4 separate regions of the Homo sapiens genome follow, and regions 1, 2 and 4 are each linked to region 3. The links are chromatin loops, found by intact Hi-C in ENCODE. Cell type or tissue: heart left ventricle. All regions are shown on one strand. Region 1 overlaps MYO18A (myosin XVIIIA). Region 2 overlaps NUFIP2 (nuclear FMR1 interacting protein 2). Region 3 overlaps SEZ6 (seizure related 6 homolog). Region 4 overlaps MYO18A (myosin XVIIIA).

Region 1 (5,000 bases), 97 kb before region 3:
GACAAGTGTGTGTGTGGACCATCCGCACCTCCAGCCCCCACCCCACCCTCTTTGTCTCAGCGTGTTATGTGCAATGACCTATTTAAGGTAAACCCATTCCAACTACAGCAGTTCAGGGCTGATCCAAGCACTGCCTCCCTCCTGCTCTGTCCAGGTGGTCTGGACCATAAACTCAACTTGAGAGGGAAGGCTTGGGGTTGAGGACTTGTGATCAGAAAAACTGAAGATGGAAGTTTTGGCCGGTGCTCATTAGACATGAGTCCTCACTCTGTGTCCTGAGCCCGTGTCATTCTTCCAACCTCCCTGCCCCCACACACTTATCCCAGACACAACACCATGTGGTCTGGAGGTCCCAGCCCCCACCCTAAAAAGGTTATCCCTGAGAACTCCACCAGACTTGGGAGCCCAAGTGCAGTGCCTGGTGCTGCTCCCATCTGCCGCCCCCCTTCTCTCCTGCAATTGGTTTGTACTCACTGGGCTGTGCTCTCCCCTGTTTACCCGATGTATGGAAATAAAGGCCCTTTTCCTCCTGGCTGCGCCAGTTTTCCTGCCTGTTCCTTCAGGCTCAGGCAAAGTCTGGATTGGTCCTGGGGGTGGTGGGCAGAGGCAGGATTCTGATGGGGACCGTGAGGGCATCACCCTGGTCTCTGGCCTGCTCCCCAAAGTGTCAGACCAGTGCCACTTAAAGAGCCTAGGCAGCTCATTTTGGGGCAGGCAGAGGTAGTGGAATGAGGGGATTGGCCAAGGAAGACACAAGCCCCACCTTTTATGTGAAGAGCCTAGGGACTGTGATTCAGGTTAGCAAGGGTGGCAGAGACTCCAAGCCTCATCCTCCCTAGCCTCCACAAGGGAATGTTGAGGTCCCTCTGATTGTTAAATCTCACCAATTACAGAGATTCTCTTCTCTTCTCTTCTCTTCCTCCTTCCGTCCCTCCCTCTCTCCCTCTCTCTCTCTCTTTCTTTCTTTCATTCTCTTTCTTTTTGGATTCAAGCCCTTCTCATTAGAACATTTTTTAAAAGCTTAATTTTAGCCATTTCAAAGGTGACTTTTTGATCAAAACTTGGCAGAACTAGCTCGGGCCCACAGGGCAATGTGAATAGGTTGGGAGTGCTGTCTCTGCCCTGCTCGGTCCCTGTCTTCATGCCCTACTCCATGCTTTGTTCCTTCATTGACAGCTAAGAGGCAGCTCATGCAGAAAGGCAAGAAACAAATGACACCCCTCCTCCTCTTCTACCTTCTACCTTCTCATTCTGTAGTGTGGCCAGTTATAATCCCTGAATGAATAAAGTAGTTTGGACAGATGGGTGGGAAAAAATAGCAAACAGCCCAAGTGCCGAGGCTCTGATAATGTCAGCCATCCAGAAAGAGTCCAAAAGGGAAGAAGGGAGAAAAGTCTCCCCCAAAATGAATGGGACAGAGTGTGAAGTGGATCTGTCTCGAACAGAGACTGCCCCCTCCATTGCCCCACGATAGAACAGAGAAGAGGATAGAAACAATAGTAAAAGGGAAGTTACTTGTCTTTTGGAGACAGAGTCTTGCTATGTCGCCCAAGCTGGAATGCAGTGGCATGATCTCAACTCACTGCAACCTCTACCTCCCGAGGTTCAAGCGATTCTCCTGCCTAAACCCTCCGAGTAGCTGGGACTTAACAGACGTGTACCACCACGCCTGGCTAATTTTTGTATTTTTAATAGAGACGGGGTTTCGCCATGTTGAGCAGGCTGGTCTCGAACTTCTGACCTCAAGTGATCTGCCTGCCTCGCCTCCCAAAGTGCTAGGATTATAGGCATGAGCCACTGTGCCTGGCCTAAGTTACTTTTTTTTACAAAAAAAAAAAAAAAAAAAAAAAGGCTGCTAGCTTATGTTCAGTTCTGTCACTCTCATCTTTTATTCCTGTTTTCACATAGCGTGGTACATTTTCTGTTTCTACTAGGGACTAGTGTGACAAACTCCCTGCCACCTTTAGATGAATTCCCAAATCTGTTCACTCATACTGAGTCAAGCCTCTGGTTAACTGGAAACTCCAACATCAACCTCCAATAACCCGGCCTGGGGTAAAAAGCTTTGTTCAAGTCAGAAAACATATTCATTTGCTTAACAGTTGAGAAATATTTCATGACTGCCTGCTGTGCCTAGGCCCCATTCTGGGTGCTGGTGATGGATAAGGTCCCTTCCTTCATAAAGTGGAGGAAGGTAGACACAAAATACATGCTGCACCTGCTAGTATGCATAAGCTTAGAGTGGGTAGAGAGGAACACATCATAGTATCCATCCTCCAGGGTTTTGCGGACGAGGGCTGGAGCAGACCCATGTGGAAATAATTACATAAGACCTAACAAGGATGAAGAGGTTGCTTTGGACATACTATGGAGGGAGATGCTCTCTTTGGCGGGGAGGATTGGGAAAGCCTCTAAAAGGAGCTGCTATTTTGACCAGGGCTTGAAAATAGCACTTCCACAGGTACAGTTGCTGGGAAAGGCATATTGAGAAGAAGAAGAGTTTAAGTAAAGGTCCTGGGGCAGGGAAAGAGAGGTGCTGGTAGAACATGCCACAGGCTGGCTGTGCATTGTCACATGACCAGTGCTTCTCCAAGTTTCAGTTGAGAAGGAGACAATTCCCTTGGCCCCAGAGGAGTCCAGGAGCCTTTAGGGCCACCAAAGCCCATCTTTATTTTGGGTGTACCTTGAAGGCTCTGCTGTTGACCTTACCTGTACACTCATGGTACCTCTGGTCCCTAAGATGTTGCAGAAGGCAAATCTGGCCCTTTGCCAGGCTCAAAGCCAGCCTGCTAGATCCTCCTCTATAACTGCAGATCCCCGGGATTGCTCTGACTCCTGAATAAGCATGGGCGGGAACCAGTGCCCCTGTGGGACTCCCCATGGTGCCCAGTCTGTGCCCAGAAAATAAAGTGGCAGGCAGTGACCCCTAAATGGTCTTCTTTTGTCTTTGTGTCTCCTTGGCAGATTATCCCAGTTGTCCTTGCCCCATCCTCCACCCACTTGCCTGGTGGCAAAGACACTTAGCGATTTGCTCCTTAATTGTCCCCCAGCTAGGCTGCGCAGATGCCGCTCTTTAATCTCTCCTGATAAATGAATCGCGCCGCTCCTTTAATCATATGTTCATATCCAAGCCAATTTGAATCAATTTGGCAGGGAGCGTGTTGCAAGAGATGCCATGACTGCTGTTTCTTCCCCAGGGCCCTGGAGCCAGAGCGGCTGCTGTCCTTACCCTCAGCAAAGAGCCCAGGAGGCCCATCCAGGGAAAGGATCGCCTACCTGAATAGTGGGGACTTTTCAAAGTCTTCTAATTCATTCCTGACCTCCAAGCTGGCCGTGTGGGACTGGAGGGAAATGGATTCCCAAAGGCCTCGGAAGTGGGAGGGGGATGAGTCCCTAGCCTGCCTTGGTCACTGAATGAAGGGCCCCATTATCATCCCTGGGAGAAAGTACTGCCTTAAATCTAACCCTAATCCCTTCTGTTCCCCGTTCATTTCCACTGCACCGGTTCTCTGGGAAGCTGGAACACTTCGTCACCTTTTATATAGCAACACATTCCAGACAAGTCTATGATAATTTGTCCTTGCCTGCTTCTACTGGCGGCCACCCTGACTCCTTCCATCTTCTCCTAGGACATATTTTCTAAAACCTCCAGCCTGGTGGGCAGTCCGACACGTTCGGTAATGTACCAAGCTCTGCCGCCTTTCAGGCTGCTGCCTTTTCACCTCCAGAGTGGTGCCCCCGTGCAGTAATGAAAACAAAGCAAAAATAGACAAAACCTGCCAAACTGAGTTCTTCTGCGTCTAGCACTGCGACCTTGGAGAAGGGGCTTAACCTGTCAGGCCTCAGTTTCCCCATCTGTGAAACAAGGTAGTATTGCTGGCAAGAACCTTCTGGCTTCTAAATTCAGAGCTCCTTACCACAGCCAAAAGAATCTCCCACGCCCTCCCCCTTCATCCCCCCTAGTGAGGGACTGACAGTTGATGCCCAGTGGGGCTTCGAGATCCGGGTGCTGTGGAAGAAACGTTGTGCATGGTCTGTCGGGAGTTAGTTTCCATTCAGACACTCGGTTGAACCTCGAGGTCCTCTCATTTCCTCTTCTTCCCTAGCCCGCTCTGCCAGTCCAGGCTTGTGCCCTACCATTCACTGGGAAACCGAGAGCTCGTTAGCATATTCATATATATATTTGCATATCCACTTTTCATTGGCGCACGTGGCCCTCTGGTCCCGCCCCTGCCTGGAGGTTCTTTACGCACTTCCCAGAAGCCACTCCCCTTAAAAGAAATGGGTTTTCAAGCCGCCGATGGGCAGCCCATCTGTGTTGCCCTTTTAATGATTACAGCGGCATTAGGACAGGTCTACTCTCCGAGCAACCCGGAAATAATGTTTCCCGCCCTTTTAAGGGCCCTTGGAACTCTGGCCTGAGCTGAGGCCCAGAGTCAGTGACTGGGACTGACAGGCCCCTTCCTACCCTGTCAGTAGTGAGAGGAGGGTAATAAGAGCAATAATTGGCCGGGTGCGGTGGCTTACGCCTGTAATCCCAGTACTTTTGGGAGGCCGAGGAGGGTGGATCACCTGAGGTCAGGAGTTCAAGACCAGCCTGGCCAACATGGTGAAACCCCATCTCAACTAAAAACAATACAAAAATTAGCCGTGCGTGGTGGCAGGCACCTGTAATCCCAGCTACTTGGGGGGCTGAGGCAGGAGAATCGCTTGAACCCGGGAGGCAGAGGTTGCAGTGAGCCAAGATCGTGTCATTGCACTCTGGCCTAGGGGACAAGAGAGAGACTTCATCTCAAAAAAAAAAAAAAAGGACCAACAACAGTTCCCATTTGTTGAGCACTTACTATGATGACCCCAGCGCTTAAGCACTTTGCCCTACAAAATCTCATTTCACCTCCATCACAACTCTGTGAAGACGTCATCCTGGAAAGAAAACTGAGGCTGAGGGGTGATGTCATCTTTCTAAGCAGAGTCCTCAACTTGCTTCCAGCAGCTGGCCA
Region 2 (5,000 bases), 310 kb before region 3:
TGAGTGCTTGAAAAAAAATTTTATTGAACATATGTTCTCCTTCCGTGGCTTTTTTGTCTTTGCTTTTTTGTTTTGTTTTGTGTTTTTTTTCTTTGAGATGGAGTCTCACTCTCTTGCCAGGCTGGAGTGCAGTGGCGTAATCCCGGCCCACTGCAACCTCCACCTCCCAGGTTCAAGTGATTCTCCTGCCTCAGCCTCCTGAGTAGCTGAGATTACAGGCACGCACCACCATGCCCGGCTAATTTTTGTATTTTTAGTAGAGACGGGGTTTCACCATGTTGGCCAGGATGGTCTTGACCTCTTGACCTTGTGATCCACCCACGGCCTCCCAAAGTGCTGGGATTACAGGTGTGAGCCACCACACCCATTTGCTTATTTGTTTTTGAGACAGAGTCTCACTCTCTCACCCAGGCTGGAGTGCAGTGGTGTGATCTTGGCTCACTGCAACCTCCGCCTCTTGGGTTCAGGTGATTCTCCTGCCTCAGCCTCCCGAGTAGCTGGGATTACAGCCATGCGCCACCACGCCCAGCTAATTTTTGTATTTTCAGTAGACACGGGTTTCCCCGTGTTGGCCAGGCTGATCTCAAACTTCTGACCTCGTGATCCGCCCGCCTCTGCTTCCCAAAGTGCTGTGATTACAGGTGTGAGCCACCGTGCCCAGCCTCTCCTTTGCTTTTTATATCATATGCGTCTTTAATAGTGAGCTCATTTAATAGTTCTAATTTGATTAAAATGAGTAGAAGCACTGTTTTTGAAGAGGAGACTGATAAGTCTTGGAGTAATGGATGCCAGTTTGTAACTGGAAAATAAGTTAGACAAATCACAGTGTCAAGTATGATTAGCATAGTTGAGACCAGGCTCTTGGGATTCTCCTTTTCATAGCCCTAAAGCCCAAGTTTAAAGGGAACCAGGTATCTTTCAAGTTTCACGCTAATAACTTTCTTTTCTTTTTTTTCTTTTTTTTTTTTTTTTTTTTTGAGATGGAGTCTTACTCTTGTCACCCAGGCTGGAGTGCAGTGGCGCAATCTTGACTCACTGCAACCTCCGCCTCCCGGGTTCAAGTGATTCTCCTGCCTCAGCCTCCCACGTAGCTGGGATTACAGGTGCCCACCACCACGCCTGGCTAATTTTTATATTTTTAGTAGAGATGAGGTTTCACCGTGTTGGCCAGGCTGGTCTCAAACTCCTGACCTCAGGTGATCCACCCACCTGGGTCTCCCAAAGTGCTGGGATTACAGGTGTGAGCCACCGTGCCAGGCCTCATGTTAATCACTTTCTTAGAATGTGGTTTGTTTGTGTCTTAAAGAAAAATTCGCTGTATGGCATAACTGTAATCTAAATCCTTAGAGCAAATAATGAGGTTTAACGATGATGTTTATATCCTTTTGCTTTTGAGAACAGTGGGTTTCAGTCTTCCCATCTTTCCTACCTCTTCCTCCTTTCTCTAACAGAAATGTATGCTCCATGCATGCATGTACACACTTAATACATAGTGCACATTCCCATTTTAACAGTGGCTCATTTAGGCAGTGACTTACAATTGCAGGGAAAGGGGACCATACCAGATTGTGGGAATTGGGTAATTACCATATTCTCTCTGGAAGAAATACTGCCTCAGGGATGAATAACAAAGTGATTTGTGACTTCTAAGCAAATTTCCTAGTCTGCATACGTTTCCTTATCTGCAAGCTGGAAGACATTGAGTATAATAAATAGATGTCCTTTTAATATCATTTTACTTCCTTAAAAATGGAAGTAGTAGAATTGCTTAATGGAAGTTTAGGAATCCTCACAGATAACATTTACCTGATTTCACTTATTCTCCAGCTCTGCTCTTTGAAGGTAAATACAGGAGTTGGTTGTTTTTAGCAATGTTAGGGCAAAAAGATAAATGCTTCGTTTTTTAAGACATGTGTTATACATTAGTTAACCTCTGCCAGGAGAGTTGGGTTTTTTGGTATTGTTTTCTGTGCCGTCTGCCCTCTAGAGACTATTACTGGAAAATGTTTACCGAAGTATTTTGCACTGGCGATCATTGTGTGAGCCTGAGAGGGTATCTGGTTGTGTTGTGTTCTCTTACCACCTCCAAAATATTCTGGGAGGCCCAGTGTGGTGGGTCATGACTGTAATCCCAGCACTTTGGGAGGCCGAAGTGGGAGGATCACTTGAGCTCAGGAATTTGAGACCAGCCTGGGCAACAATGTGTAGTCCCAGCTACTTGGGAGGCTTAGGAGGGAGGATCACTTGTCCCTGGGAGATCCAGGTCTGCAGTGAGCTATGTTTGCACCACTGCACTCAGGCCTGGGCAACAGAGTGAGACCGTGTCTCAAAACAAAACAACAAAATGTGTAGGATATGTTCCATTAGGTAACTGGTTAATAGTTCTTATGTACAATTTCTATTAGGTGGAATTGCAGGCCATTTTTAAATTGGAATGTTAACCTGAATTTACTCTTTATGCATTTTCCCTATCCATGGGCTAGCTGAATATGAAATCAGTGGTATTTATATAAGCTGAATACCCCTATATGGGTGCAGTTATATTTAGTTTTGCTGGTATTAATGAAAAAATTTGCTGTAGGTAAAGTGTCATCTTGAGTTCTGTATTTGGACATGATTGGAAATTAATCAGATTGGCATCAAAATTTTTACCCCTCTAGAACAATAAATAATACTCAGTTCAATTGGGTTCCAGAGTAGCAAGTTCTTTGAATTCCTGCCAAATGTTGATTGGTCCATTAGCAGTCCATTGGCCACTCATTTTTCTTTACTTGAATTATATTTGGAGATCTTTTATAAGTGAAGCCTTTTTTTTTTAAAGTTAACTCTAAAAGAAGTAATAATCAGTTGGGCTACTGGAATATCCTTTAAGAACATCTGTATTATTTTCTTTGTGCTTTAGTGTAGTTTTCAGATGTTCAGTAGTAATCTCTAAGTGAGTAGTTGAAGTTGGGCTTAGAATTGGAAGTTCTCTGCATTTCTCCTGACTTCAAAAATAAGCCCTTCAGCAACTTAATTTGGAAATAGTGGGTAAGAGAGTGCGTTATGTCACTTCTTTAAGAATGGTGCACTATTTATTTAACTTATATAAAGAAAGGTGTTTTTATTTTGTTTTTTGGTGGTTTTTTTTTTTTTTGAGATGGGGTCTTGCTCTGTTGCCCAGGCTGGAGTGCAGTGTCACAGTCTTGGCTCACTGCAACCTCCGCCCCCTGGGTTCAAGCGATTCTCCTGCCTCAGCCTCCTGAGTAGCTGGGATTACAGGTGCACGCCACCATGCCTGGCTAATTTTGTATTTTTAGTAGAGACAGGGTTTTACCGTGTTGGTCAGGCTGGTCTCCTGACCTCATGAGCCACCTGCCTTGGCCTCCCAAAGTGCTGGGATTACGGGTGTGAGCCACTGCACCCAACAAAGAAAGGTGTTTATTTGACTCAAGGTTTTGGCGGCTGGGAAGTCCAAGTGCATGGCGGCAGCTTCTGGCAAGGGCTTTTTTTAATACAGGAAGTTTTTAGATTAAGCAATTACTTGGAACCTTAAGCGTACTATGGATTTTTAAAAATTTGAGTGTTAAGTACAATTGAGGGTATGAAGTAAAGATACAATAGAGCATAAAAAGGGGATTTGTGCTGGGTGCGGTGGCTCACGCCTGTAATCCCAGCACTTTGGGAGGCCAAGGAGGGTGGATCACGAGGTCAGGAGATCGAGGCCATCCTGGCTAACAGTGAAACCCCATCTCTACTAAAAATACAAAAAATTAGCCGGGCGTGGTAGCAGGCACCTGTAGTCCCAGCTACTTGGGAGGCTGAGGCAGGAGAATGGCGTGAACCCGGGAGGTGGAAGTTGCAGTGAGCTGAGATCGTGCCACTGCACTCCAGCCTGGACGACAGAGCAAGGCTCCTTCTAAAAAAAAAAAGGGTGGGGGGTGGCGGGATTTGTGTGGATTCTAATTCCTTGTGTGGGATTTTCCTTTTAGCTGTTTTTTTTTTTTTTTTTTTTAAAGAGACAGGATCTCATTGTCACCCAGGCTGGAGTGCAGTGGCACTATCGTAGCTCATTGCAGCCTGGAACTGGGCTGAAGCTCTCCTCCTTCCTCAGCCTCCTGAGTAGCTAGTACTACAGGTGTATGCCACCATGCCTGGCCTCTTTTAGCTTTTTATATAATATGTTATGCCATTAACTTTTCTCTTTTTTTTTGAGACAGGGTGTTGCTGTGTTGTTGAGGCTGGAGTACAGTGGTGTGGTCATAGCTCACTGTAGCCTTGAGCTCCTGGGCTCAAGTGATCCTCCTGCCTCAGCCTCCTGAGTAGCTGGGACCACAGGTGTGCACCGCAATGCCCAGCTAATTTTTTTATTTTTATTTTTTTGAGATGGAGTCTCACACTGTCGCCCTGGCTGGCGTGCAGTGGCGTGATCTCGGCTCACTGCAACCTCCGCCTCTCAGGTTCAAGTGATTTCTCCTGCCTCAGCCTCCCTAGTAGCTGGGATTACAGGCATGAGCCACCGTGCCCGGCTGCCCAGCTAATTCTTGTATTTTTTATATATGTATATATACATATAGTGACGGTGTCTGTGTATTTTACCCAGGCTGGTCTTGAACTCCTGGCCTCAAGGGATCCTCCTGCCTCAGCCTCCCAAAGTGCTAGGATTACAGGTGTGGGCCACCATGCCTGTCCTAACTTTTCTTTTCCTTTCTTTTTTTTGGAGACGGAGCCTCACTCTGTCACCCAGGATGGAGTACAATGGTGCGATCTTGGCTCGCTGCAACCTCTGCCTCCTGGGTTCAAGCGATTCTGCCTCAGCCTCCCGAGTAACTGGGATTACAGGCATGTACCACCGTGCCCGGCTAATTTTTTTGTATTTTTAGTAGAGACGGGGTTTCGCCATGTTGGCCAGACTGGTCTTGAACTCTTGACCTCAAGTTCTCCGCCCACCTCCGCCTCCGAAAGTGCTGGGATTACAGGCATGAGCCACCACACCTGGCTGTGATGGCTCTTTTTTAAGA
Region 3 (5,000 bases):
GGCTCCTCAGGCTTGGGGAGAAGGGACTGCCTGTGGCTTCCCTCCATCATGGAGAATTCCCCACCTGCCCCTCTATGAATTCACTGGGATCACTCAGGGCAGATAGGTGGGACAAAGTCTGGGCAAGAAGAGTGACAGGAGCCATGGAGGAGAGGACTGTCTTAGGGACCCACAAATCATACCCCTGAGCAAAGCAGCCAGACACCATGCTGGGACCCTAGCATGAGACCACAGCCCTTGCCTCAAGTCCGGGGCCTTCAGCAAGACCCTCTCAATTCCCTTTTTTTGGAGGACCAGCCTCAGGGGTACCAGAATCCCTAAAAGCCCTATTCTCCATGGCTTGGACCACAGCCTCTCATAACCTGCTTCATCTCCTGCCTCCCACCTCCTTTGATGGTGCTGCAGTTATTGATGCCCTCTGAGGCTGAAGGTCTGAGCCATCCACAGGGAGGAGGCCAGGTCAGGCCCTCTGTGATCCAAGGAGGCTTGCCTGATTCATCTGGGGATCAGGCATTGGGCTAGGCTCTTTCTTGAGAGGTCCAGAGAAGCCCCTTCAGGATGGATGGGCATGAGCCTCACAGCCCATGTGGGTCCCAGCCCCTCCCCAGGCAGTCAGTCTCCCCCTGAGGGCTCCAGGCCTTTCCGGGCCTGGCGCCTGCCTCTCTCTGCACTTGGCATTCCAAGAGCCTTCCCACTGCCAGCCTCCATCTTGGCTTGGCTGCTCTCTGTACCATCTGGAGCCTGGGCACAGCTGCCCACAGTCCCTGCCCTCGTGCCCCAGGTGGCTCTGTTGGCACACAGCTCGCCCATGCCAGGCCAGCTGACAGTTTGATAGCCAGAATACCCTGCCCTTCTAAGCCGTGTCAGGACCAGGCCTGATGTGGGCATGGGGTAGGGGGTCAGTTGGGTGGAATTTCTGGACAACTTTATATTTCCTGGCTCTAGGCAGGCTTATCCAAGAGGGATGACAGGGTGCAGTCAGGTCTAGCCCCATGGATTTTGGCCACTGTCCTCATCCCTAAAACAGATCTTACCCCATAAGGTTTTCTGGATAAGTGCCAATTCAGAAGGGCACAGAGTCTGTCTTGTAAGACTGGGGTTTCAGTGTTGGCTCTGCAGCCCACCTCTCTGTGACTGAGCTAAACCCCTGGCCTTCTCTGTGCCTCAGTTTACCTCTCTATAAAGGGAGATTGAACCAGATGATGCACCAGGCTTCTCCTAGCCAGTCCCTTTGAGTGTGGCTCCTTCTCTGGGGTCAGCAAGCTCCCTTATAGGCCTGACTGAGCAGGGGCACCTCAGGTTCTTGGCTCTGCTGCTTGCTTCCTGGCAGCTGCAGAGTCTGGGCCAGGGAGAGGGTGGCTCCAAGGTACAATGCCTCCCAGGCAGAGCCCTGGCAGACCTGAGGGCAAAGTAAGTTCATAGCCGGCTATCATTTCTGCTGCAAATGCCAAGGTTTTACCAGGGTGTGGCCCACATCTCCCCATTAAATGGAAAGATGACTGCTAGCGCTGTGCCCCTCTGTGCTAAAACCCTTACTGGCAGGATCTAACCAAATCCTTACAAACCCATGAAGTAGGTAAACTATCCCCATTTCACAGGCAAAACTGGGGCTCAGAGAGGTCATATGACTTGCCTAAGGCCCCTCAACTGGTCAGTGATTGAGCCGGGATTCAATCCAAGACTCAAAAGCCCCTGTTCTTCCCTTGGCCCAGGAGATAGGCCTGTCTGTGGCACAAGGCAAATCCAAAGTGGGAGACCCAGGCGGAGACCGGTACCTGTCAGGATCTGCCCCAGATGCCCTTTCCCAGTCAGCCCTGCCTGATTCTGGAGGACATCCACTTGGAATTCTCCCAGTTCTGGGGAGGGCCTGGGGTTGCCAGGCACACAAGACAGGACACTGGACCAGGAATCATGAGTCCTGGCCTCGAGTCCTGGCTTTGTCTTGGACTCACTGTGTGACCAAAGAGGATCTCTCAACTTCCCTGATTACAAGGTTCCCTTATCTATAAAGTGCAGGAAAACAGCCTGCCCTGCCTCCCTTATTGAGACTTTATGAGAGCTGAAGAGATAATGGATGTGAAAACTGCGAAGGTTCTTGTGGGAAAATTGTGATTATCCTATGGTTGCTGTGAGGGAGCACGGGTGTGTGAGGGCATGCGAATAGGGTGGTGGTGGCGCCTAGGCATAGTGTGAGAGTTTGGATTGGTGGGTTATTTTCTGCCAGGGGGTGGAAGTGCACGTGCCATGACACGTTTGAGGGGGCTGTGTGCGTGTAAGTGGGCCTGTGTCCGAGTACACACAGGTGATGGTGACCAAGAGAGCCTAGGAGACCTGTAGCCAGCATCTGGGGGTGGGGATCGCACACAAGAGTCATCTTTGAGCTCATCTGCCTATGCCGGGTTGTACTGGTGCAAATGAGTACAAAAACTGTAGTGCCATCTCGTCTGTGGGTTACGCCATTAGGGCACGTGCTGGAGGCCTGACTGACAGCTTCTATGGGGACAGACAGGGCAGATGAGGCTGTTGAGCTAGAGGTTGGCAGAAGACAACCTGAATCCTTCCCACCTCCCATCCTGGAAAGGGCCAGCCTCTCAAAGTGGCTGTATTTCCTCCTTGAGCTGACTCCATGGTCTGCTGGAAGCAGGGCAGTGTTAGACAGCCCAGGGTCCTGGAGGAATTGTCCTCAGCTCCCTCTGCTTTTGTCTTCCCCCTGCCTGGCCCCCAGGTCCCCTCCTGTCACTGGCTATGGGTATGGAAGACAGCCCTCAAGAACAGAGCTGACATTTCAATCTGTCTCCCAGGCTCTACAGATGCCTGCAAATTGCATCAAGACTTCATCACCCCTCCTGTCCGACACCCAGCCCTGTCTGGCCTCTGTCAGCCTGGCCCTCAAACAAGTGACAAATTACATTCCAGCCACTGCAGCAGACCCACAAGAGGGTGCTTGAAACCCAGGGGACCAGAGCTGCACAGACAGCCTCTGGTTGAGAACAGGGAGCCTTCTGGATAGGAGCCACTTCATTCCACACTCTCATCCCAACCCTCACCACTAGACTGGGCCGGGAGCCAGGCCAGCTTGAAAGGGCCATGCCTCCCCTGGACCAGAGGGGGCCAGAGGTCTCAGTCTCAGTTTTCCCAGCTTTACAGACTGCTAGGAGCAAGGGTGGCTGGTGGGAACTCAAATCCCAACATCTTAAAAAAGCCAGGCCAAGCCAAGACCCACCTCCTTGCTAAACCTGGGGGTGCTGAGCTTGGGAATAAAGATGTCTAGATGTTATTTCTACAGAAGATGCCCCCATGAAGTTGGGAGGATAGGGAGCTGCCTTGTCTCAGCAAAGCAAGACTGCTTAACCCCTATGTGACCTTTTGCAAGTTCCTTAGCTTCTCTGAGCCTCTGTTACTGGTGGGTATTTTACCACCTATCTTATAGATTCACGGTGAGGATGAAAAGCACTTAGTACAATACAAGGCTTGACACACTCTATGATGGCAACTGTTGTTACTCTGTCGCTACAGCTTCTCTCTGGTCCCAAAGCAGCAAGATCAGGAAAAAGAAGCTAGAGGTCAAGCCAGAGGTATATGGGGAACTAGGAAGAAAATACAAATTAATTTCTAGTAATACTTCTCTGCCTTTGCTTTCGTGGTAATTTCCCTGTAGTGAGCGTCCTCCCTTCCTCCTTCTCCCAGTGCTCCTCTCTTCAAGGCACTCTGAGACCCACCTGCTTCAGGCACTTTCCCTGAGCCTCTGAGCCCTTCGCTCTCCCCCCGAGGATTCCTGCTGCCTGCATTCAGTGCCACTTAAGGCGGAATTATATGCTGCCTGGCATCTCTCGATAATTACAGATTCCACGTGTGTGAGTCTTGTTTTCCCAACTCTAGAATCACAGAATCTCCAAGTTTGAAGGGACCTCATCCAGCCTCCGCCTGCTGCAGGAATTCCCTGAGGAATGTCCCCAGCAGATGGTCAGGCAGCCTCCGCCCAAACGTGCCTGGGTGGAGAGTTTCTCACAGAGAGGAGACGCCTCGGCCTCCAGCACCCTGCCTTGAGCCTTCTCTTCAGCCCAAAGACCCACCAGGTCTTTCCTCTCAGGCAGGGGTAGGGACCTCTCCCTGCCCAGCTGCCCCTTCTGGAGTCCCCAGGGCACATCTCTTCTCAGCACCCAGTCTGAGGGGCCCTGAGCCTCGCAGCAGCCATATCCTTGGACCTGGCTGGGCTCAGCATCCTCTATGCTTCTCAGCTCACAGGTATCTGATGGGGAATGTCTCTCCAGCAGCCCACACATTTACTCTTTCCACACGTCTTTGTTGAGACTGGCCAGTGAAGAGGGCACTGTGACCCAACATGCCACCCTGGGCTTTAACAGCAAGATGGGCAGGGGCCAGTGGGGAGAGTCTGAAACAGAAGGACTGCTGGCCTAGCCTGGGAGGCAGACGATGCGGCCCTAAGATCTGAAAAGATGACCAGCTTCACCAGGAGGGGAAGAAGGGAAGATATTGCCCCCGCAGAGTCCCATATGTGGATGCCCAGGGGGCAGAAGTGAGGGGTGGTCTGCGGCTGCAGTGCACGTTAATGAGGGCCGCAGAGATACTGGCACCAAATGTGAGCTGGGCAGTTTGGAGCTTGTCCTCCAGGCAATCTGAAATCAGCAGGAGATGAGTTGGGGATGGGAAGTGTTAGACAGACAGAAAGCCATTCTCAAGTGAAAAGTAATGGGCAGGAGGTAATTAGGGCCAGGACAGTAACAAAAGGATAGAGAGGAGGAACCCATTGGAGTATTTGGGAAATAAGACTGGGAAGGATTTGGTGACTCACTGATGCCACTTAACCATCCCAGGTGGTCAACCCTTGAAACCCTGCTTCAGAGCAACATGGTAGGAACCTTGAGCCCATGTAGATCAGTGCTTTTGAGTTGCCCGAGGATCTTGTTAAAATGCAGAGTATGCTTTAGTGGGTCTGAGATTCTGTATTTCCTTTTTTTTTTTGTTTTGAAATGGAGTTT
Region 4 (5,000 bases), 140 kb before region 3:
GAGAGGGTTTGGGCAAGCCTTTCCTCTCGTTCCCCACCCCTCTCCCCGTGGTGGAGCCCTCCCCATCTGAGCTGCTGCTGGGGGTGCCACTGTGGGCTGAGGGAGGGTCCAGCAGCTATGCCCAGACACCAACTACTCTCTGGTGCTGGGGCTCTGCCCCTCAGCACTCAGGCAGTCTTGGCCAGGAAGGTGGCACTTTCTTCTGCCCTGGTGCCCTGGGGAGCCACAGCCCATGGGGGTCCCAGTCAGGCAGGAAAGCATATCTCCTTTCTCAGCAGCTGAGGCTCGGGCCCCAGCTGGTGACTGGCTGAGCCTCCAGTATGTCTGCTAGGAGCCCTGGTGACCAGTCCCAGCTGGTGAGGGCCTAGACCCCAAGGACATAGTCATTCCCTCCCATTGTCCCCAAGTAGAGGACTGGTGCAACCTAACAGAACAGGGCCAGGAGCCAGCCTCCCGCTCCCAGGGGAAACAGTGCTAAGCTGTCAGACGCCCTCTGGGGGACTGTCATGGATATGAACCCTCACCCCTCAACTTTGGGGGCAGGCTTTGTCACCCTTTGTGCTAGTGTCCTGGGCACCTTGGCACTCGGTGGGGGACTGGCTGGCCTAGCAAACTCTTGGCATTTGGCGATTGTCCGCCATTAGGGAAATTGCATAAGGTGCTTTATTGGAGAACTGGCATTTTTGCGAGGCTGCCGACCTCCCTGCTCTGCTTTGATCCCTACCTCTCCCTCCCTCTTCTCTGCCATGAGGCCCTGCTTGGCTTGCACAAGTGGTGGGGCTGCGAAAGAGTGAGTATCCCCCCGGGGACAGATGTTTAAAGTGCCCAAGCACCGCATCTCCCCAGGGAAGTGAATTTTCTTTTCCTGACACCTGGGCTCCTATGGTGGCCTCACTCAGAACCGTTGTGGTTCCCGGGAGAGGGGGGATGTCAGCATGAGCAGCAGGAGTCAGACAGCATGTGGGAAGAGCTTGGCTCTCCTTTCTCTTCTGTGGTCTCTCCTGACTAATGGACCTTGGCATGGGGCGGCTGCACCCCTGGGGAAGGGGCCCTCGGTGCCAAGCCTGTCTTCCCATCTCATTGCTTCATTGCTCGTTCCTGCTACTCGGTTCCTGCCACTAGAGTTGCCTTGGCCTTTGGCCACATTCTGCTTCCTTCTGGTAATCACGCCAACTCCCTTGGGCATCTGCGGGGAGGAGATGCAGGCAGCTGGGGTCAAAGAGAGGAAAAATGGCCCTTTTCTCACTTCTTTTTTCCTCCAGCCCCTGAAGGCCAGGCCAGAATAGGGTGTGGGGAAGGTTCCATCCTTCCTGCCCAAGAAAGATGCAGGAACTCCACAGAAAAGGCACCTTCAGGCCAGATGTGGCCACAGGCCTAGTTTGTTTGGCCTTCATGGGATATTGGAAATTAGAATTAGATATTTCTACCTTCTCTTGAAGAACCAGAGGGTTTATCAATGCTAGGCCAGTGTTCTTCCAGGAGAGCAGCTAGCTGCAGCTCAGTGGTGGTTTTTCCCTTTGGATAGGGATACCTGCTCTCTAGCTTGCCCCAGCCTCTACCCGTTTTGGCTGCCACGTCCGTTAAGTCACCTGTCTTATGCTTTTGGCCCTTGAGTGACCCTGCAGTGATCCCACTGGCAGCCATCTGAGCCCCCTCTGGGTTCTCTCCTTTCAGAGACCAGGATTAACCTCACAGCTGTCACTTACTGACAGCTTCCTTAGGGCCAACTCTTGTGCTCAGGGCCTTCCAGACTTTATGCCACTGCCAGGGAGTGAGAGCAATGTGGGGTTCATCCAAGTCCCTGGTGACCTCCGAGGGGACGAGGGTGGAGGAGGGCCTCGGGGCGCGGGCTCGGGCCAGCAGGAAGGCTGCAGTCTTTGGTGACTTTGGACTGGAGTGCTAAGCACCCTCTTTTGCTGTGGGCTTCCCTCTGCTCACTTTCTTGGCTCCCCTTTCCCCGGGCTGCCCGCTTCCTCCACAAGGTGTCAGCAGTGAGCGGCAGGAGCTGCGGCATGTGCGTGTGTGCATGTGTGCACATGTGTAGCATTCTGTAGGGTGTGTTTGGGCCCGGCACCACCCTGGCCCCTTTCCCACAGCTCCATATGACAAGGAGGGATTTCCTTCCTTCTCTGTAGGTCCGCTCGCTGGCCCGCACAGACGAGGCGAGGGGCCTGCTCTGGCTATTGGAAGAGGAGGCTCTGGTGCCAGGGGCCAGTGAGGACACCCTCCTGGAGCGCCTTTTCTCCTATTATGGCCCCCAGGAAGGTGACAAAAAAGGTAGGTGGCATCCCTAGAGGGTAGCTCCTCTGCTTCCTCTTACATACAGGTGGGTCCAGGTGGCACTCCCTGGGAGGGGGCGGGGGTCACTTTGTGCCTGTACCCTGACGACCTAAATCTTGCTTCTCCCACCATCAGGCCAAAGCCCCCTTCTGCACAGCAGCAAACCACACCACTTTCTCCTGGGCCACAGCCATGGCACCAACTGGGTAGAGTACAATGTGACTGGCTGGCTGAACTACACCAAGCAGAACCCAGCCACCCAGAATGCCCCCCGGCTCCTGCAGGACTCCCAGAAGTAAGACCACCACTCCCTCCGCCCCTGTTCTGTACCCAGGACTGTTTTGATTTTGGGGCTCCCTCCCCCTGGGGTTGTCTCAGAGGCCCCCTCACTAGCAAAGTAGATGGCCTTTATTCCTGAGAGGCAACAGCCCAGGGCACTTGGCCTTGAGGAGCTTGAGGGGCCTCTTGAAGTAGAGGTGGGAGGCAGACATGGTGGGAGAGCCTATGGTTTAAATGTGAAGAACACCCTCAAGTCAAAGAAGGCAGGAGCGGCCTTAGAACCCCCAGCCCCACGGGCCCTGTCATCCGTTCTACTCTTCAGAAGATGGTTAGTGGGCACCTACCCTGCGACAGGGGCTTCTAGGTGCTTGGCAGATAATAGTAAACAAAACTGAACTCCCTGCCCTTGTGGAATTTACATTCTAATGGGAGAGACAGATAATGAACAATAAACATAATAAATAAATTATATCGTATGTTAGAAGATGTTGAACCCTAACCCCTCCTGTCACATTGGAAACTCTTCCACACCTTTGCCCTCCCTGGTGAGGGGAAGTAGATGAGTAGATTGATCCCCTCTGTCCGATTCCTGTCCACCCCTTGGCTTCTGCCCACCTCTGGCTTTCTCTCCTTACTGTTTGAAAATTTCTCCACAGTTTGTTTCTCTGTAGGGTGTGGGGCATGCAGTTCAGGTAGCCAGGCCCCTGGACGTGGCTGAATGGGACTGTTTAGTGTTCTGGGGCCTTGGGGGAGGAGCGGCCTTTCCCGCTCCATCGATGTGACTGCTTTTCCTCCCTTATCCTCCCACCTCTGGCAGAAAAATCATCAGCAACCTGTTTCTGGGCCGCGCAGGCAGTGCCACGGTGCTCTCTGGCTCCATCGCGGGCCTGGAGGGCGGCTCGCAGCTGGCACTGCGCCGGGCCACCAGCATGCGGAAAACCTTTACCACAGGCATGGCGGCTGTCAAAAAGAAGTCACTGTGCATCCAGATGAAGCTACAGGTGGTGAGTGCCAGCCGGGTCCCAGCAGGCAGGCCTGGGGACCCTTCCTTACCCCTGGTAGGCAGGCCTGGGGACTCCGAGCACACTGAGGCCATCTGGTGCCCACTCAGCGTCCCACTGTGACTCAATGGCTGCAGGTGGGGGTCTTCTTTTCAGTGCTGCCACCTGTGAGTGGCCACCGAGGCCCGGCGAGGGCAGAGTTGTCCAGGTTTAGCATGTCCTGGCTGGTGCTGGGGCCGCTGCTACCCTGTGAGCAGTGGAGACGCTGGCACCAGTCCCTGCTCTTCTGAGCACAGGCCATCAGAGCCCACTGAGGGCAGTCTCTTCCCCTCGGCAGGACGCCCTCATCGACACCATCAAGAAGTCAAAGCTGCATTTTGTGCACTGCTTCCTGCCTGTAGCTGAGGGCTGGGCTGGGGAGCCCCGTTCCGCCTCCTCCCGCCGAGTCAGCAGCAGCAGTGAGCTGGACCTGCCCTCGGGAGACCACTGCGAGGCTGGGCTCCTGCAGCTCGACGTGCCCCTGCTCCGCACCCAGCTCCGCGGCTCCCGCCTGCTCGATGCCATGCGCATGTACCGCCAAGGTGGGGCCTCCTTTCCTCTCCACTCTGGGCTCTCTTTTCCAGAGCTGGCCCTGCCCGGCCCCACCTCCCACCTGCGACCCGTGGGCTGCAGTGGGGCTGCTCCTGTCTTTCCTCACGATCCTTTCTGCTCTGGTCTCTCCTCATCTCTCCCAGCCCACAGCCCCTTTGTCCATTTCCTTCCATCCTGCAGAGTCCCCGCCTCCTCCTCTCCCTTCCATATTCAGTTCTCTTTGTCCCCCTCCCTTCCTAGCTCCACCCTGCACCTTGTCATTTGTCCACAGCTCCCTTTCTTCCCACGTCCCTAGTTTGGACAGTTCAGCTTTGCCCACAGCAGCAAACCCAGTGCCCTTTCGGAGCCATCTGCCCAGTGAGAAATGAGGTGCTAAATCTTTCTGAAGTACTTAAAATTCCCAAGAAAGGTCAGACAGACCCTTTTTTATGGACCCATCTAAAGGAGGCGACAGACAGGATGATAGTATTAGTGGTTACTTAGAGTCCTTAGAAGCTGTTATCGGTGGCTGGGGGCCGGGATAGCACACTGGTATCATTCCAGATGAGGAGACTGAGGCTCAGAGAGGTTAAGTAGCTTGCCCAAGGTCACACAGCTCCTGAGTGGCAGAGTGGGATTTGACCAGGCAGGCTGGCTGTAGAGTCATGTCTCATGTCTCTCAAGTAGGGTGGGTTTTTTTTGTTTTTTTTTTGTTTTTTGCCTGAGAAGTTATGAGTTGCTGGGTTTCTGCTGTTTTTCTCCTTCACTAGAAGAGCAGGTAGGGTCCCACCCACCCACAGCCAGGTCCCCTTCAGGCATTCCCATGGGCACTAAAACTTCCTTAGCAGCCCAAGCCAGGAAACAGGCTCC

What was found. A loop is a pair of places that touch in the nucleus more often than their neighbours do. Peaks named below come from ENCODE experiments on the same cell type or tissue, not always from the same donor. Only the 100,000 strongest peaks of a DNase experiment are listed, where the experiment ranks them.
Region 1: a loop joins it to region 3, with 6 times the contacts of the local background. A loop is called at or near these places in 8 of 110 quality-filtered maps.
Region 2: a loop joins it to region 3, with 2.8 times the contacts of the local background. A loop is called at or near these places in 6 of 110 quality-filtered maps.
Region 4: it touches region 3 in a loop (6-fold over the local background); 110 of 110 quality-filtered maps call a loop at or near these places.

What each region holds. Positions count from the first base shown.
Region 1 is chr17:29,069,053-29,074,052 of GRCh38, reverse strand. It overlaps MYO18A (myosin XVIIIA), which reads left to right. Exons shown (of 42, transcript NM_078471.4): 42 at 1-2,931. Among named protein-coding and RNA genes, the nearest start is that of PIPOX, 28 kb to the right of the region's middle. In heart left ventricle, no CTCF peak of the experiment used is centred here; no DNase peak of the experiment used is centred here.
Region 2 is chr17:29,280,684-29,285,683 of GRCh38, reverse strand. All of the region lies in intron 2 of NUFIP2 (nuclear FMR1 interacting protein 2), which reads left to right. Among named protein-coding and RNA genes, the nearest start is that of NUFIP2, 11 kb to the left of the region's middle. In heart left ventricle, a CTCF peak has its summit at 1,940 (motif pointing left); no DNase peak of the experiment used is centred here.
Region 3 is chr17:28,971,582-28,976,581 of GRCh38, reverse strand. All of the region lies in intron 3 of SEZ6 (seizure related 6 homolog), which reads left to right. All of the region lies in intron 1 of LOC105371716 (a long non-coding RNA gene), which reads right to left. Among named protein-coding and RNA genes, the nearest start is that of PHF12, 23 kb to the right of the region's middle. RefSeq lists an enhancer at 3,757-4,634. In heart left ventricle, a CTCF peak has its summit at 3,093; DNase peaks (open chromatin) are centred at 3,051 and 4,010; H3K27ac peaks cover 554 bases.
Region 4 is chr17:29,108,999-29,113,998 of GRCh38, reverse strand. It overlaps MYO18A (myosin XVIIIA), which reads left to right. Exons shown (of 42, transcript NM_078471.4): 16 at 2,136-2,277; 17 at 2,416-2,575; 18 at 3,377-3,563; 19 at 3,898-4,141. Among named protein-coding and RNA genes, the nearest start is that of PIPOX, 68 kb to the right of the region's middle. RefSeq lists an enhancer at 4,838-5,000. In heart left ventricle, CTCF peaks have their summits at 1,785 and 1,987 (motif pointing right); DNase peaks (open chromatin) are centred at 1,116 and 1,968; H3K27ac peaks cover 659 bases.